Linked DNA regions of Homo sapiens: region 2 is linked to region 1. The links are chromatin contacts, found by Hi-C in ENCODE. All regions are on one chromosome and are shown on one strand. The core of a region is the stretch at or near the end of the contact, and the rest is flanking DNA. Distances in the headings are between cores, read along the strand shown. Region 1 holds the start of SPOCK2 (SPARC (osteonectin), cwcv and kazal like domains proteoglycan 2). Region 2 holds the start of MICU1 (mitochondrial calcium uptake 1).

What was found. Hi-C counts contacts between places; a loop is a spot of excess contacts on that map. Pooled maps may share reads with other maps.
Region 2: a pooled map shows a loop between it and region 1 (4-fold over the local background). The contact joins the promoter of MICU1 here to the promoter of SPOCK2 in region 1. A Hi-C loop is called at or near these places in 6 of 50 pooled maps.

The regions. Positions count from the first base shown.
Region 1 is chr10:72,085,291-72,092,013 of GRCh38, forward strand. SPOCK2 (SPARC (osteonectin), cwcv and kazal like domains proteoglycan 2) reads right to left here and starts at 3,261. Exons shown (of 11, transcript NM_001244950.2): 1 at 2,850-3,261. The coding sequence starts at 3,038.
Region 2 is chr10:72,622,361-72,628,266 of GRCh38, forward strand. MICU1 (mitochondrial calcium uptake 1) reads right to left here and starts at 3,719. Exons shown (of 12, transcript NM_001195518.2): 1 at 3,650-3,719. RefSeq lists enhancers at 3,486-4,023, 3,574-3,723.

The DNA.
Region 1 (6,723 bases), core at 2,011-4,510:
ATCCCCTCCTCCCTGGCAGCCGGGCACCCAGCATTAGAAGAGATCGACCCAGGCACAGGCTGTAAGAGCCCTCAGCCCACTGGAGGGGAGGATTACTCAACTGGTAAATCCTGCCTTCCCTATAATCCTAGTGCTCAGAGAAAGATGCTAAGCTGCGCTCCCTCTCAACCAGCTCTGGCCAATTCCAAAGTGGAGCAACTCCCCAAGTTTTCATGCTCTTCTTCATTCTCCTGACCCTTTCAACCTGATTCCCTCAAGTTCCCCCTTCAGTTCTGTCCACACCATGTGAATGAGGCATTTCCCTCCCAATCCTGTTCCCCAAGAGTATCCCACTCGTCCTGCTTGCCTCCACCCTACTAGGACAAATAGGGGGGCCCTGTACCATTTTGGGGTTATGAACAAGGTCCCAGTTCAACCTTGTAACCCCTTAAGGGGTTCAAACGAAATTCCCCTCTCTCCTTTGAGGAACCAAGGAGCATATTTTCCAAAGAGCTGGCCTAATGGAAATATAAAGCCCGTTGCTACTGGGCCCAGTTAGAGTGCCTTCAGCCCTTAGGCAGGAAGTAGGGCTTCTTCTGGCAGAAGAGGGATATGTTTGTAGTGCTGGTGGGGACCCTGTGTACTGTCTGGGCACTGCACAACTTCAGGGGGCACCATTTCTATTGTGGCACCCCTAGAGTTATGCAATGCAGTGGCTCTGAGCTAGCAGCCTCCTTCCTGCCTTTCTGCAGAGGCTGTCAACAGATCCCCAGGGCCAGGCCCTCTTGCCCAGCCTTCTTTGTCCTACTTCTCTCCCTGACCCTGTCCTCCTGCAGCCAGGACTACCTTAAATGGGGTTTTAGAGGACATCTGTCCTACAAAAGCCTGAGGCTACCAAAATCAACACACACCTAAAGCTTTCCCATGAATCTTACATGTGCAAGTCCTGAAGACTTTCAAATCTAGTGCCTTTCTTCTGATGAGCATGAGAGGAAGGGGGAAGTGGTTGGCACCAATACAGAGAGACAGGTGGGTAGCCCAGTGCCATGGGGTCAAGCAGTAAGTCATTTATTCTCACCCACGGAGCTGGCTATTGGAAGCAGGTGGAAGAAGGGAGGTGGGGAGGAATCTTTTATTTTAAACCTTTCCTGTTCTGATTAAGCATTTCTTTTCCCTCTGACCTTCACTGGTCCCATTTTGGCAGATCAAACAGCCAGCGAGTCGGAGGGAGGCCTAGGCCAGTGACACATGGATTCCGGATGGGCCGGCCTGCTGCCGCCCCCTCGCTGCTGTGGCCGGGCTGCTGCCCAGGAAGCGGCAGGAGACTGCGGCTCATCTGCGCTGGGCCTGCAGGTGCTTCGGGAAGGCCTCGCGGGGCTCCAGGCTCCTGCGGCTGGACAGGTCGCATGTGGGGCGAAGGCGGAGATCAGCAGCCCATCGCGGGGCCCGGCCACTCAGCCTGGAGACCTGGCTGCCCGTGGTTCCTGCTGTCCTCTGTGAATTACAACCTGCCAGTTTGACTTTGGGGAGAAACAGTCACTTGTCTGACGGTAACAAAAAGATCCAAATCTCTGCCTCTTCCCATCACTTGGCTGGATAGCCTATGAAGCATGTGTGTTTTAAACAAATTTCCAAGGAACTTGTGGATGCACGCAGTTTAAGGAGAAAACGGGAGAGGTCATGGTGTGGCCTGCGTTGTACTGGGTGGGTCGGACGAGGGAACCTGGGGAAGGAGGAGTAAGGGCCAGGGTCCTAGAAGAGGTTTTCTGGGGTCAGGGCCGCGGTGAGCACCAGGTCGCCAGGAGCAGCCGGCGTCGCCTCTGGCGCATCCGGGCCCATCCCCCACAGCACCCCCAACGATCTCGGGGTCCAGCCACACCCTCCGCCCGCCCTGCCTCACCCCTGCTTCCCCAGCCCCCAACCCGGCCCGGCCGAGAGGAAGGAGCCAGCCCCGCCGGGCCGCCGCCTGCGACTTCCCCTCTGATCCACAGGTGCCGGTAAACAAAAGTGCCGCAGCTACCCCCCCGCCCCCACCCCGCGGAGTTCGGCCCAAGGTTACGCCGGGGTTCGGGCGGCGCCCGCCGGGGGCCCCCAAACCCAGCTTCTGGACTCTCCCCGGCTTCTCAAGCCCACCGGGCCGGGAGCCTTCCTCTGGCTCCGAGCTGCTCCCCTCGCTCCAGGCTGGATTCCCCCCTGAAATGTTGGTCCGGGAAAACCAGCCTGGGTCCTCGCGCGCCCTTCTGCACGGGGACCCCAGCCCACCCCCGTACGGACACGCCTTCCACCATCTCGCCTAGAAGGCTGCTGGGACCCCAGACCCAGAGCCCCGGTCACACTCCCGTCCCATGCTGTCCCCCTCCCGCAAAGCCCACGGTGGGAACAGAGGGCACCGCGCGAGCCGATGCCACCCTCACTGCCGGCCCCACCCAGACCTGCCGGTGCTGCAGTGCCCCGTATGTGCAGCCTGCAGCATCCCAGCGGCTGGGGCAGGCCCGGGGGCGGCTCGCACAACGCAGCTGGGGACCGGGTCGGGGTCCAGCGGCAGCCGGGGTCCGGGTCCCCCCGGCCCCGCACCCCTTCCCACTCCCGGCCCGCAGGGGAGACCCCGGAGCGCGCGACCCCGGAGCGTCGGGCAGGTGTGGAGCTGGGGGTCCCGGGGCTGGGGGGTCCCAGGGCCGCCGGCCCGGGCCGCAGGGACAGGGGAGGGGCGCTGGGCTGTGACCCCCAGTACTGTTTACTTTCCGTGTAATTAGCCGGCCAGGCTGCGGAGCCTCGGGCTGCGACGTGCGGCGGCCGCTCCCGCAGACCCCGGAGCTCAATCCCCGAACCCGCAACCCCGGGTCTCTGCCTTGGCAGCCCTGCGGACTCACGTCTCGGAAGCGGTTCCAGTGCTTGATCTTGCCGCTGTACTGCGAGATGGACGACAGCCATTGCTCGTCCTCCATGAAATTGCCGGGGGTCTCGCCCTCCTTGAGCCCCTTGGCGTCGCCTTCGGCCAGGGCTGCCGCGGCCAGGAGCAGCAGCGGCAGCACCAGCCGCCCGCAGCCCGGGGCGCGCATCGTGGTCTGGGTTCGACCTGGGGGGGTCTTGACTTCTGCAGTATTTTAATGTCCTTCCTCCCACCCCGCTGCTGGCGAAGCGCACGCGGCTGTCCTCAGCTCTCCTCCCGCGGTCTGCCTCCGGTGACTGGCGGAGAGTGGGTCGCGGCTGAAATGTGACCTGGTTAGGAGATGCACTTGTCTGAAAAAGCCCAGCACTGGACGCGGAGAGGGAGAGAGAATCAGAGAGGCTGCGCCAGCAGGGGCTGTAACTGTAGCATCAGCATCACGTTTGACATCATCATACCTGGTTTAAAAAAAAAAAAAAAAAAGGAGTGGGTAGATTTCAAAGCGAAGCGCTCCCTCGATGAGAGCGCCAAACGCCAGCCAGCCGCAGCGGGGCCCAGCCCCGCCTGGCACACAGGGAGTTGCAGACCAAGAAATCCAGAATCCCGAAATGTCCCTGAGCTCCCTCAAAGGATGGAGAGCAAGAAGGGCCCCAGGATCTCCCCGGGGAAGATGGGATGGGGGAGAGGGCACAAAACTCTCCGGTTACAAAGCCAGCCAGGCTCAGGTGTCGGAAAGGGAATTTGGCCAGACACTGTTTTTCTCCCCTTGCCTCCCACCCAGAGGGGCCTGCGCCACAGCCCTGACAGCTGGCTTCCTGCGAGTTATGGCTCTACCGTAATGGGTGGCTTCGTTAAGACAAAAGCCGTATAACAACTGGCTGCTCAGAACCATTGCTCCCCAGCGGCACCGCGTTGCGCAAGGCAAGGCCTGAGCACTGAGTGGCTGGTGAAACAGAGGCAGATGTCCTCCTCCCCAGGCAGCTGTTTAGGGGCTGTCACCCGTTTTGTCAGCTCTTCCCAGGACAACCCTAAAAGGCAAATGTCTGACCATTTCATCTGCCTTGGAGGCTGCAAATTTGGAAAAGGCATATTTGCTTATGGTTTTTTGACTTCAAGTTAGTTTGAATAAGCCACTGGGGAAGCCGGGGAGTGGGGGGCTGGGGTGGGGTGCTGGTTTTGTTTGAGGTGTTTCGGGTTTTGTTGAAACTGCGACCCTCCTTATTGGCTGTAGATTTAAATGTTGACATACCAGCGGGGAAGGCTGGAGGCTGGCCACAGTCCCAAGAGCACAGCAGAAATGGGGACAGGTTTACATTACAAATACATTAAAGAGGAAACATCATCTGATGGGACAAAACCTAGTGAACTTTTGGGACCCAAGCCCTAGATTGTGTTTTTATAAAAAGACTTAGCTGCTGTGATCTAAAAATAAAATAAAAATTTAAAATGCTTTAAAAAACATAATCTTAATCAGTAGGAAAAAACATAGCTTACAAGGTTCCTTGTCACCCTGAATCTGGCCTATCTGGGAACTCTGAATGCCTCAGTGGCTCAGGCCGGAGTCTCGTTGGGAAAACAGAAAACAATAGCTCCCTTTCCATGTTTTCTTGTTTCCTTTGCTGTTGGATTTAGTGGTGGTGCTGCAGTGAGGCCCTGGCCATTGACGTCTTCATCTCACAGTAATAAAGCATTCTTCCTGGGTGTGTCCTGGCGCTGTACAGTGAGAGAGCACGGCTTGCTGTCGTGGAGACTAGAGGACAGAATCCCACTTACTGGCTGGATTCTTGAGCAATTACCTATTTTCTATCTAAAACTAATGGTAATACCATCATTAAAACTGCTGTAAAGTGCAAGCAAAATTACATACTAAGTGGGCATAATGGGCATTTTTTTAAAAAGTTAGTCTTTCCTCTGGTTGGGAAGAGAAGGCTACGGTGTCCCATAGTTCTGAAGATTCATCAAAATTTGCCATCTTTTCCACCATCTCAATCCTACAATCCTAGTTTTTTGTTGTTTTTTTTTTTTTTGTTTCTGTTTTCGTTTTTAGCAAAGCTAGCTATATATCTCTAAGGCACTTAGGAGATAGGTACCAGATACCACAGCTCTCCCATTCCTGTGCTATCTTAGGGGCTTCCAGAGTTACCAAAGTTGCTGAATAAAGAGTTTGGAAAGGTGCTGTCAAGATGCCCATCAATATGACAATAGCTGTCTCCAGACTCTGAGGGTCAAAATGGCTCCCACAGTCCCAGGTAGCTTCTCCAGTGGGACTTGCCTTCTGTAGCACCTTCAAGCTGGGTCAATACTAGTCCTGTGTCGAAAGCTAATCAACAACATTCCAGTCCCATTAGTGAAGCCAATAGTAATGCTATTTAGGAAGAAGAACCCAAATTTCCAGATGACTGGTGTAAAACTTGTAGGAAATGGCCAATAGTTTTAGTTTACAAAGAAGAAAAAAAGGGCCAGGTGTGCTGACTCACACCTGTAATCCCAGCACTTTAGGAGGCCAAGAGGCAGGAGGATGGCTTGAGCCTAGGAGTTCCAGACCATCGTGGGCAACATAGCGAGACCCTATCTCTATACAAAATTTAAAAAATGAGCCACGTTGCACATGCCTGTGGTCCCAGCTACTCGGAGGCTGAGGTGAGAGGACTGCTTGAGCCTCGGAATTAAGGCTACACTGGGCTAGCATCGTGCCACTGCACTCCAGCTGGAGAAACAGAGCGAGACTCTTTCTCAAAAGAAAACAGAAAAGAAGAAAAAGAAAAGGTTTTTCAATTTTTTTTTTTTTTTTTTTTGAGATGGAGTCTCACTCTGTCGCCCAGGCTGGAGAGCAGTGGTGCGATCTCGGCTCATTGCAACCTCCGCCTCCCAAGTTTAAGGGATTCTCCTGCCTCAGCCTCCCGAGTACCTGGGATTACAGGTGCCCGTCCCCATGCTCAGCTAATTTTTGTATTTTTAGTAGAAATGGGGTTTCACCATGTTGGCCAAGCTGGTCTTGAACTCCTGGCTTCAGGTGATCCTCCCTCCTCAGCCTCCCAAAGTGCTGGGATTACAAGCATAAGCCACCACACCCAGCTTGGTTTTCCTCATGTTTGAAAGAATTACTGGCAGGTTAGCCTTTTCAAGACAATAGCCCCAAACATGAGGAGCTGCTGCTAGGTATATGTATTAAGTGGTACATATATTTTACACATTTTTCTGTTTGCACTTAATATTTAGCAATTCTAAAATGGAGAAGAGAAACCTTAGTTTCCTCATAAGAAACCCAAATTGAATACATCGAGTTTCGCTCTTGCCCAGGCTGGAGTGCAATGGCGCGATCTCAGCTTACTGCAACCTCTGCCTCCCAGGTTCAAAAGCAAATCTCCTGCCTCAGCCTCCCGAGTAGCTGGGATTACAGGAACGCACCAACACACCCGGCTAATTTTGTATTTTTAGTAGAGATGGGGTTTCTCCATGTTGGTCTGGCTGGTCTCAAACTGATCTCATGTGATCCATCCGCATTGGCCTCCCAAAGTGCTGGAATTACCAGCATGAGCCACCGTGCCTGGCCTGAATGTATCTTAAAATCCATTTAATTCCATTTCTAGATGACCCCACAAGCACAAAAAGATAAACACACAAAGATCCAGAATTGTTCATAATAGCCCATCCTGGAAACCAATTCAATGTCCATTAGCCAGGAACCACCTAATTAAAGGATAAAACATACCTGTAACAGACTATTGTGCAGACATTACAAATAATGATGTAGATCTGTATCTATTAAAGACCAATGTGATCCACTATGTATTGCTGGGTGAGAAAAGCTCGTTATATAAGATCATATATAATAGGATCCCATTTGGAAGTATAGT
Region 2 (5,906 bases), core at 2,469-4,968, 540 kb after region 1:
CCTTAACTCAAATGGTTTCAAACTATATTCCTCTCCTTCCCACTCCAGGATAGGGACAAATTCCAAGCCTAGCCACACAAAGCATTCCATCACTCTGGCCACAGGGACTGCCTCTAGGATGGGCAAAGACCCAAGTCAGGTCAATGAAACTACCATACAGTGGTGCGCTGGAACTGTAGAGAAAGGGAAATTCTCTTTCTTCTTGGGTTTCTGAGGTTGAAGGAAGTAAGCCTAGTGCTGGTATTACAATCTTTCCCAGGGAATCTGACTCCAAAGCCTTACTTTTCCACACTGAATCCCAAATATGCAAAGGGAACTAGTGGTTACCTGGTAGTAAGAGAAAAGATAAATTAGGACTTTGACTTTCAATATTGTATTTTCGATAATGTTTCCATTTTCCAAAAATAAGCATATTACTTCAATAATAGGAAATTTAAAATGTTTAAAAATATTGCCCGTGTTTTCTTCTCAAACATGCTTATTCATATTTCAATATCTTAAAAGTATTAACAATTTTCTCATAATTTACCAAAGCACATAGAATATCCATCTAAAAACAATCACCTTCTTCTCCTGGCACAAAATAAAGCTATTACAATATTTTCATTTTTAAATTATGAGTGGGAGGCCAGGTACAGTGGCTCACACCTCTAATCCCAGCAATTTGGGAGGCTGAGGCGGGCGGATCACTTGAGGTCAGGGGTTCGAGACCAGCCTGGCCAACATAGTAAAACCCCATCTTTACTAACAATACAAAAATTAGCCGGGCGTGGTGGCGCACGCTCCTGTAATCCCAGCTACTTACGAGGATGAGGCAGAAGAATCACTTGAACCCCGGAGGCAGAGGTTGCAGTGAGCCAAAATCGCGCCATTGCACTGTAGCCTTGGCAACGAGAGTGAAACTCTGTCAAAAAGACAAGACAGAGCGAGACTCCGTCTCAAAAAAAAAAAAAAAAAAAAAGACAAGAAAAGAAAAGGGAAGGGGAGGGGAGGGAGAAAGAAAGGGAGAAGAAAGAAAAAAAGAAAAGAAAAGAAAGAAAAAGAAAATATGTGTGGAAAAAACAGTTGAGTAAACCTTTTTAAAAAAACTGGTTCTAGTGGCTAGGCATGGTGGCTTGTACCTGCAATCCCAGAACTTTGGGAGGCCAAGGCGGGAGGATCGCTTGAGTCTGGGAGTTCCAAGACTAGCCTGGGTAGGCCAGGTGTGGTGGCTCAGGCCTGTAATCCCAGCATTTTGGGAGGCCGAGGCAGGTGGATCACCTGAGGTCGTCAGGAGTTCGAGACTAGCCTGGCCAACATGTAAAACCCCATCTCTACTAAAAATACAAAAATTAGCCAGATGTGGTGCCGCGCCTGTAGTTCCAGCTACTTCGGAGGCTGAAGCAGGAGAATTGCTTGAACCCAGGAGGCAGAGGTTGCAGTGAGCCGAGATCACACCACTGCACTCCAGCCTGGGCAACAGAATGAGACTCCGTCCCCACCCCTCAACAAAAGGACCAGCCTCGGCAAAATGGCTGAACCCCATCTCCATTTAATTAATTAATTAATTAATTAAAAACTGGTTCTTATTTTAAAAGGGATACACTAAACAACTGCATATGGAAAAAATGGTTAATGTTCAGCAAGTGCTGCAGCCATTGTAAAAATGGCTCAAGAGATAAAGCTAACTTTAAAGACTGAAGGTGGCAAAATTGGGTTTAAAAAAGCTTTATCAATTATATTAGTCCTATAACTCTGAATAGCATAAGATCTGAAGGAGTTGGTCAGTTAAATATTTCAATTATAATTATTTTGCATAATATTGCATTATGGAGAAATTTCATATCGTTTTATTCTTTTGTTGTTGTTTTAAGAGACAGGGTATCGCTCTGTCGCCCAAGCTGGAGTGCAATGGTACGATCACAGCTCACTGCAGCCTCAACCTCGAGGGCTCAAGCCATCCTCCTGTCTCAGCCTCCCAAGTAGCCAGGACTACAGGCATGCGCCCAGCTAATTTTTGTGTTTTGTAGAGATGGTCTTGCCATATTGCCCAGGCTGGTCTCAAACTCCTAGATTCAAGGGATCCACCCGGCCTCCCAAATTGCTGGGATTATGGGCCTGAGACACCACACCCAGCCTGTTTTATTCTTAAACACAGGAAAGTTAGTCTCAAGATGCACTTCTTAGGAATGTAAACAATCTACTGAATATAGTAAATATAAAGGAAGACAGCAATAAACACTTTTGTTCTCTTGCATTTATTAGCTTCTATTAGTTTCTATCATTCTTTCCCTTTCTCCTCAGGCACACAAGCCACTCCAGAATATTCACTTTTTGTTAATATTATGTTTTATGGCTCTCAGTAAGGACACTCAGAAGATGTCAGAGACACTTGCTTGATATATTAGGTAGCCAGAGTGATGTTCTTAAGTGGAAGAGACAATCAGGGACAAACCAAGGATTGGGACAAAGAGTAGCTGGAGGCAAAAGCCACCTTCCTACAGACAAGTGGCAATGGGTTCTAAAGTTTTTAGGATAAGGCAATATTCAAAAAGCTCATTACCTGGTCCACACCAGAAACACAGTAGGTGGGTCATTCTGGCCAACACCTTTGTCTCAAGATACTGACGTTTATTATTTGTCATATGGTCCAATGAAACCTAAACTCTCCTACAGCTATCCACACCGAACTTGTTTCACCTCATGAAATGCAAACTCCTTTCTTATACTGCTCGATCACTTCCCTACGTGCCCCAAAGGGATGTTCTAATATAAACAAAGGCATATCAAAGAAGCCACCCAAACAAGTGAGATAGAAACATTTATTGATAAATAGGAAGAAAATGGGCGTTTCTAAGGTACCACAGGAAAAATAAAATATTTTACTCTAGTCCCTTAGCTATAAGATATTTATTCTACTTATATTTACTAATGGCCACCGTATTTTTTAAGACATGGAAAATTGGAAGGTAAAGAAACCATCAACCATAAGATTACAGAGAAGGCAACTTGAAGAACAGTTTGTTTTAAACTGTTCTCCCAACATTCACATAGAGTCAATAACATCTAGCTCTTTCTCAAAACAGCCTATGGCCGGCCAGAATGCGACGGTGAAAACAAAACAGGGAGAACGTAATGAAAACGGGAAGGCGCTGGAAAAGATAAAAACTGAACAGTCCGAGTAGCCTGCACTTTGTATTTCTCCTTTGAGTCCTCACTGATTTTCCACTTATTTCGATTCAGTGGTTAATATTTCTCCGTATTAGAAATCCATCTGTGAACTCCCGCACCCACTTCTAACCACATCCACAAATTCCAGGAGAGCCAGTCAAGGCTACCAGAGTGTCCCAGTCGCCTGTGAGGAGGGGGGCGTCGGCGCCAAGTTGCGAACCCGGCACTGGGAGAAGTTCTCCCGGGACGGGAGAAGGGACGGGTTGGGGTGAAGGAAAGTGGAGGACGGGAGGCAAGCAAGACTACGGACTCCTCTCCAAAAGCTGAGCGCATCAGGGAGAGACAGGTATCCCGCCAGACCCGAGAAGTAGCCGGATGCCCGGGGCGGACAAACGGCCAGCCACGAAGCCCAGTTCCCTAAGGCTGTCTCGCCAACCCCCTTCCCCTTCGCCTTCCCTAAATTGCTGTCTCCTTATACCCTCCAGAGTCCAAGACTCACGCGTCCAAACACGAGCTCCAGCAGCCTCTCGGTCAAAGCCGCCCACCTCTGACAGCCATAGAGATGAAACAGCGGAGACAAACCTCCACCCCCTCCGCCCACTCTCACGTGACTCTCCTAGCCGCTGGGCCTGTCGGGATCGTGGAGACAGGCGTGTGGGAGGGGCACAGAGGAAAAGGAACGGGGAGGGGCGGGGAAATCAACGCGCCACGCCCCAGCCTCGGGCCCCGCCCTAGCCCCGTCACTCCCCCTTACTCCCCTCAGCGTTTAGGCGGGAAAGCTGGAGAGCTCCCAGAAGCTCTCGGGCATTTCTTCTGGTTTTTTTCCCCTCCACAAGGGTCATAGGAATCTGTTGAGAAATTTACTGTGGCTTGTAACACCTCCTCGGTACCCGTTTTCGTGTTGGCTATGTTGGCTAAGCAAAAAGGAGTTCGTGAAAAGAAAACTGGACCACAGTGAGTTGGAAATTGTTTCTTTCCAACTCCGTTTAGGTTTTCTCAGAGATTAAATGTTCCTGTTTCATAACCTTGAGACTTTTTTGGATTTAGAAACCCTCACCACTTCCTCTGGTGGATGATTTTGTCAGGTGTTTTATTTGCAGACTAATATTATTGCAGAGTTTATAATCTCTAGAAGCCACTTAAAAACATGTTTTCCCTTGAAGAATGTGTTTTTTGTTTGTTTGTTTGTTTGTTTGTTTTGAGATAGAGTTTCACTCTTGATGCCCAGGCTGGAGTGCAGTGGAGCGATCTCGGCTCTCTGCAATCTCTGCCTCCTGGGTTCAAGCGATTCTCCTGCCTCAGCCTCCCAAGTAGCTGGGATTACAGGCATGCGCCACCACGCCCTACTAATTTGTATTTTTGGTAGAGACGGGGTTTTTCCATGTTGGTCAGGCTGGTCTGGAACGCCCGACCTCAGGTGATCCGCCCACCTCGGCCTCCCAAAGTGCGAGGATTACAGGCGTGAGCCACTGCGCCCGGCTGAAGAAGGTGTTTTTATCAGAAAAATGGGATGGCAAAGGATCCTCACCCCTGCTGTGGAAATAGGATGGAAATATGACTATAATACCAGAGAATTTTTTTGGGGGGGGGGCAGCGGGGTGTTGGTTGGTTGTTTGTTCGTTTGTTTTGAGACGGAGTCTCGCACTGTCGCCCAGGTTGGAGTGCAGTGATGCTCACTGCAACATCCTCCTCCCAGGTTCAAGTGATTCTTCTGCCTCAGCCTCCCGAGTAGCTGAGATTACAGGCACGCCCCACCACGCCCGGCTAATTTTTGTATTTTTAGTACAGACGGGGTTTCGCCATGTTGGGCAGGCTAGTCTCAAACTCCTGACCTCGGGCGATCCTCCCGTCTCGGCTTCCCAAAGTGCTGGGATTAACAAGTGCGAGCCACCTCGCTGGTCCCAGAGAACTTTCAAATAATTTTTTTTTCCCAAGAATTTACGTAGCAGAGCTGTGGAAAAGGCAACAACCATGGAAACAAAGCCAACAAAACCATCCCTGGGGTAAATTGTGAAGTAAGCAGAATCAACTCTGTTTTCTCCATTTCTTCTCAGACCCAACTAACCTAAGTACAATAGATGATTGTGTTCATGGCTCTGTGCTAGCGCTTTACATACAACCCAGTGCTTGTCTACAACCACTCTAGGATGGATACTGTTTTATTCATTTGCAGATAGGGAAGCAGGCTGACACCCCTAGGTAATGCAGTACATGCAGTAGCGGGACATAGACCTGACCTGAAGGCCTCTGAGGCTTCCACTCTTAAATGATGTAATTCAGGCCGGGCGCGGTGGCTCACGCCTGTAATCCCAGCACTTTGGGAGGCTGAGGCGGGCGGGTCAGGAGATCGAGACCATCCTGGCTAACACGGTGAAACCCTGTCTCTACTAAAAATACAAAAAATTAGCCAGGCGTGGTGGCGGGCGCCTGTAGTCCCAGCTACTCGGGAGGCTGAGACAGGAGAATGGCAGGAACCCGGGAGGCAGAGCTTGCAGTAAGCCAAGATCGTGCCACTGCACTCCAGCCTGGGCGACAAAGCGAGACTCCGTCTCAAAAAAAGAAAGAAAGATTTGCTGAAATTCAATTCTAATTTTAGGCAACATTTGTCTATATAAAACTAATCAGTCAAACTAACTGTTAAATAACATTTAAAAACATAAATCATTGTTTCTCAAACGTTTTGGTCTTAGGACCCCTATACACTTAAAAATTATTGAGGACTCAAAATAACTTTTATTTATGTGTGTTATACCTAT